Linked DNA regions of Mus musculus: region 1 is linked to region 2. A link is a loop called in an ENCODE intact Hi-C map of the cell type or tissue named here. Cell type or tissue: heart. All regions are shown on one strand. Links, peaks and the distances in the headings refer to the core of each region. The heading gives the core; the rest is flanking DNA.

The links. Peaks named below come from ENCODE experiments on the same cell type or tissue, not always from the same donor. Only the 100,000 strongest peaks of a DNase experiment are listed, where the experiment ranks them.
Region 1: a loop joins it to region 2, with 4 times the contacts of the local background. A loop is called at or near these places in 1 of 42 quality-filtered maps.

Annotation. Positions count from the first base shown.
Region 1 is chr5:3,340,938-3,343,841 of GRCm38, reverse strand. Gm36470 (predicted gene, 36470) reads left to right here and starts at 283. Exons shown (of 4, transcript NR_168898.1): 1 at 283-544. It also overlaps a transcript of Cdk6 not described here. In heart, for the core only: a CTCF peak has its summit at 1,188 (motif pointing right); DNase peaks (open chromatin) are centred at 1,041, 1,591, 2,421 and 2,631; H3K4me3 peaks cover 2,500 bases; H3K27ac peaks cover 2,500 bases.
Region 2 is chr5:3,197,118-3,200,021 of GRCm38, reverse strand. No RefSeq gene overlaps it. Among named protein-coding and RNA genes, the nearest start is that of Gm36548, 72 kb to the left of the region's middle. In heart, for the core only: no CTCF peak of the experiment used is centred there; a DNase peak (open chromatin) is centred at 1,441; H3K4me3 peaks cover 662 bases; H3K27ac peaks cover 878 bases.

The sequences.
Region 1 (2,904 bases), core at 237-2,736, 140 kb before region 2:
CGCGGGGGAGGGGAGGCGCCGGGCGCGTCAATGTCACGGCTCAATATTTATACCTATATTATTGTTCTCCGCTGCCCTCCCTGACTCCAGGGGCCTGGTCGTGCAGGGTATGGGGCGACCTGGGGGAGTTCGGAAGCTGGCGTAAAAGCACCGGGGGTTCACCCACGTGGGGCCGCAGAACGGGGTTGGGGCTCCTAGAACCCTGTAACCCGATGCTGCGAGTATGCGAGTAGGGGTGGTCAGACATCTGCTCGGAAATTGCTTCCTTTCTTTTCTACTTTCAGTTTTTCTACAGGGAGACATTTGAAAGGGACTCGCTCTCACAAATGGTCTTTGGGGTATGGCAAGCTTAGTGGGAGACGAAATTCTGCCTCCGATTCGGAGGACCTCCCTGGTGGAAACTCAGCGAGGACAGACCATCTGGTAGGGGAGGGCTGGGGCTACTAGAGGTGGGAGAGCGAGGGGTCCTGGAAGGGGAGTAGTGTCGTGCTCCCCACCTCACACATACACAAACACAAAGATCCGAAGGATGTGGGAAAGGAAGGTACGTCACACTTTCACTCGTCCTGTCCTGAAAAAGTAACTTCGGGACTTTGCTAGCTAATCGGGACTGGTCCTTAAGTTTTCAAGCCGTGCAAAAGCAACCGCCCTTACGACGGTGGGGGTAGGGGGCAGTAAACGTAGGTCTCCCCGGTGTGAGAAGGGGCTGCCCTTGTGTCGAGACTTCCGAATCCCCGCCCGGTATCCTGGGCGGCTGAATGTCGGTAGCTGAGACAGTCGCTCTGTTCTCCAAAGGCCAGAGGCTAGGTCCCACGCGCGCGGTCGGGCGCCCCCTCCCCGTTCTGTTGTTTAGGGATGACCGAGTGAGCCTTCCCGTCCCACAGCGGCCTTAGTCTGGGCTGGACCTTGTTCCACCACAGCCGCGTGTCCGGAACGGTCTGCATGCGTTTACCTGCCCCGTACCCATCCCCCCCACCACCACGCTCTTCTGCCTGGTATTAAAGAACACATGGAGCGACCCCCACTGGATGCCAGCATAGCACCGCCCGGCCAAGGCAGGGCCACTCCCCGTTCCTTTGAGAGCTTTCCTAAAAAGCTGCGGAAAGGACCCTCCAGCCCTCACCCGGGGGTCCGAGCCAGGTCGAGGGCCACACAGGTAGCGGGAGCAACGGCCTTGGCGCCCGCCCTCCCCCTCTGCCGGTGTCCAGCCTAGGCTCCAGGAGGGGGCAGCCGTCCCACCCCCGCGGGCCTACACCCCCCGGACCGGAGCGGCGGTGCCTAGCCCCCTCCCCTCCTCCACTTTTTCGTAGTTGTTGTTGCTTTCCCACGCTGGCTGAATGTGACTTGACCCCATTTCAAAAAAGTTTGACATAGCGCTTCAACATTTCCGCATTCCTCCGCGACTACAAAGGCTGCAGCCGCCTCCTTCTGCTTTCTGTCTCTGATCTCTGTCTTAGCACTCAATGAAATCCTTCATGAGCCTCTCCCGAAGCCTTGCCAAACGCCGCAAGGGTCGCCACCAGCGCAGTAAGGGGAGGCCGCCCGCGGGACCCCGACCCGCGCGTGTGCGCAAACGCAGATGCGCCCGCGCAGATACGCCCACGTGCACAGGACGAGTGCGCCGCCGAGCCCCGGGCTGCTCCTGCCCAGGGTGTGCATTTGAACTGCAAAGCTTTAAATAAGAAAAGTAAACTTGGGACTTGAAGCAAGAGTGCACGCTTGCGGGGCTTCAACCCCGGTGGGCTGTGTGCACTACTCCGTGCATAACGCGCCAGAGGGGTCGCCAAGCAGGAAGCCTGGGCGAACGTTTTACTCCTTAATTGGGAAGATGGGGCCCATACCCACACCCCTCGGGAGGTTACAGAGGGAACTTGCACAGGGAAAATGAGCGTGGGGGCGCGGAAACACACTCTACAGCACGGAATCCCACCCAGACGGTGCACGTTCAATTTTAAATGTGACTGTCCAAGTAGAGTCAGTTTGGGGAAGCTCGATGAAAAGTGAACGTATGGGTATTTTACGCATGAAATCTGTTCAAACTGGCATAGGACTCTAGTGTCGGGGTGTCCCCGCTGTGGGAGGTTCCTCTGGAGATCTCTAGCTCTAGGTGGCCCCCATAACCTACCCAGTCTCAACTCCTAAGGGGTTAACCCAAGCGGATTCCGAGGGGCCACACAGCCCCCTACACCCCGTTACTCTCACCCACTCCGATCCTTGTCGGAGACCCTCGCCCCTCAGCCCACCCACGTGAGTCCGTGGCCCCTTACCTGCGGTCCAGGGACGCCGGCCTCCTGTGAAGCTGGAGTGTCTGTCTGCCCCCGCACGTGTTCGCCCCGCGGAGCAGGTAACTGACTACTGCGGCCCAGGCGAGCAGCGCTCTGCGGGTAGGGGGTGGGCACAGCGGTGGAGGGCGGAGGGACGGCGGAGGGCGCCGCCCGAGGGGGAGCCGGGGAGGCTCGGGGGCCTCGGGGCTCTGGCCGCGGCTGGGGGCCCGAGTGGAGGACTGCGGGGCGGGGGACCTGCGAGCCTCGGGGCCCGAGAACCACCCGGAGGCGAGTGTGCAAATTAAAACCTTCCGGAGCAAGCGAGCAAGGCCCGGCCGGGCCCTGGCTGTGCTCCCCAGCGATCGGCTCCGAACTGGGGGCCCGGAGGGCGGGGGAGAGTTAAATGAAAATTTCCGGTTCTCACTGCAACCACTCTAGTGGGGGAATCTCGCGACTGAAAATAAGTGGCGTAAAAGGGATCCAGTGGGATGCGGCGTCGGGGGTCTGCATCGGGGGTCTGCACCTAAGGTCCCCCAGAGTTGGGGTGTTGACAGGGTGAGGCGGCGGGGGCGGGGGGGAACGGGGACGGGTATCAGTCTGATGAGGACAGATGAAAACAAAATAAAGCAACAGTACTTAT
Region 2 (2,904 bases), core at 215-2,714:
AAGGCTGGGAAATAGCCACAGACATTGAGTGGTTTGCTTTCTAGTCTAGTTCCTATGAAGACAACATGTCTGCAACCCAAGGATGGCACCCTTAGTAATTTATTAAACCTATGCAAAGAAGGATGCTTTTTCCCTGTTTGCATTCTTTTGTTCAGTATTTCTGGAGCCCCAGTACAGTGAGCATGCTGGTAATCAGTTCAGGAGGCTGAGGCAGGAGGATCTTGAGTTGGAGGTAAACATGAGCTATGTAGCAAAATTGTCTCAAAACACTTAAAACCACAAAGCCATTTTAAAAAACCTTTCTAGGTCTACATGTAACATCCAAAGCCCTTTTCTAAGATAATGAACAGAGTCTCCTGCATTTTCCCTCTGTTACCCACAGGTAACACAGCTTCTCAGGGTTGCTCTCTGCAGTGTCTCATGCGATAGGGACACACTACACAAATGAAGGCTGTGTAGTGCAACATGTCAGGGCACCAAGAGAACAGAATGGTGGCCTCCTAGAATTCAGAGGTTTCTGGAAGTGATGTACCTTGTACAAGAATCCCAACTGTTCACAGAGCCTGGGTTTCATGGAATGCCTCTTTGGAATGATTTTCCCCTCAGTGGCTGCAAGAGCTGAAATCTGTTATACACCCCCGCCCCCCTCCCCCGCCCCCAAGTTTGGGTCAATTTTCACCCATCTAAGACAGGGTGGCAACTCTGGTTTGAATGCCATTTCATGCCTGATAAAATTTCACTAGGCATTTTAACTTTTAACTTCTTTTATTGACTTACTCTGCAGATGGAGAGAAATGTTTAGAAAGAGGGGAAAAAAACTTTCAACGGGGATTTAGTGAAGTCATGTTTCAGTAGAGGAAGGAAATGCCATTGACTCTATTAGAGCTGCCTAATGTTTTCCACAAACTCTAGAAATAGTGCGTTGTGTCTTGGTGACCCACAATAGCAGCTGACTGCCTGCACATGATGGAAATTCTATTTAGGTTTGCTAAAAATTAACTATTTAATCCCCTGCTGTCTGTGCCATACTGGATCTTGTGTCTGATTTAGTCTATCCCACTGTTTTCAAAGCAACCAAAAGTTATTTCCAAGTAGGTTAAGTGTTCTGAAGCTTCCCGTGGAAGTGCTGCGAGGGATGGAGAGAGGTTATGCGATCTGTGCCCTTGCGTATAAAGGGTCCTAGATGCTGGTGGGAAGGTTGCGTCAGCTTCTTCCCTGTGTTCCTTTACCTGCCTTCACAGCAACTGAACCTAGCTAGAAGACCTCTTCCTTCCTTGCTCCCGCTCGGCCATCCCTTCCCTCTGCCTGACCTTATCTGGCCTGTTGGAGTTGTGATAAGACAAAAGGGGAAGTGTTTGATTGCTGGAGCACACCCTTTGGAGTGGGGCCAGAGAAAGAGTTCGTTAAGGAAAGTGAGAGGCCTGCCTGAGTGTGAGAAAAACAGCAGTCTCAGAGGGGGGAGAATTATCATGGGGCAGAATGCAGAAGTGCCTGCGAAGGTCTGCAGGGCAGAGTTCAGAAGAGAGCTTGCCAAAGGAGCCTTCTCTGAAGATTTACTGCCGCAGCCACAGCTGACAGAGAAGAGGATCAGGAGGAAAGAAGTTCTGTCCTGACTAGCTTCACAGGAAGTCTGCAGGCTGCAGGGCTGGGAGTCTCTGACAGGCCAAGGAGCAGGAGCGCTCTCAGCCTGCAGCTTGGGGAGAGAGGACTTCCAGTTTGTTTTTAAAGAGACCCCCTTCCAAGCAGCATTTGTGATGACTCGGCACAGATGTCTCCAAGCAGAGAAACTACTCTCCAGGCAAGATGTTCCCGGTCTGTCCAGACCCATCCATCCCCACGGGCACCACGCCTCCCCCGCCCCCAACAAGCTCAGGTATATTCCTGTAGCCTTCAGGCTCTTGGTTGAGAGGACCCCGACCATCGTGGAGGTCTGATTATGTCTGTCTGTCCTTTACCTAGTATGTTGGGCCTAGTCCCTAAAGGACAAGCAGACAGATTCCCGATCTCCATCATAAGCTATAAAGCAAGGTTCTAGGGACAGTTGTGCGGACAGATGTCTCTAATGACATCTTATTTGCAGCACACAGATCTGAAGTACTTTTACCCAACTCCCCTACTCCCTGCATAAGAAAGAATATTCTCTAACTGGGTTAGACCATTGTGATAATGCATGTTATTGTAGCTGTCAAAGCCAACACTTGACTGATTCAGAAACTAATACATAGGTAATACACCTACATGAATCCCGCGTACAAACTAAGCCAATAAGTACAAGGAGAGGATCCTAACTGGCAGTCTGTAGTATCCACAGCCACCTTTTACATGAGGATGCCTTTGAGCTTTGAGATCCACCCCGACCACATCAAACTTAAGACTTTGCACATGATAGGTAAGTTCTTTAACACTGAGCTACATCTTTAACCTGAGACCATGCCACTTTTAATAGCACATGCATGTCCTTTGTGAAACGACCTTCAATTTTGGGAACTACACGTGTGCATTCCCATCTGGTGTTTTCTCCCAGTCTCAGTGGAGTAACAGTGGGTTATGGAGACCTCAAAAGACAGAAAAGAAGGAATTATATCTGTCTTGGCTTGTCGTCTTTACCTTTGGGTTCTTTCTCCTAAGGGACCCCCTGACTTCTAGATGATGCTAACTCCTTTGGGTTTGGGACTAGTTAGACCATTTGATATAGGAGACACCAGAGGTCCACCAGCGGGCAGGACCAAAGATGATCAAGGGCAGTACAAGCCATTATAGGAACTTCAAATGGCTAAAATAACCCAACAGTAAAGACCGAAGACTAAAGCGGAGTTGAGCTAGCTTGCAGACTTGAACAGAGATTCTGGGAAGTGTTATGGTATCAAATTCTAGAGCAGTGTCTATTCCTGGAATTTTTTTTTT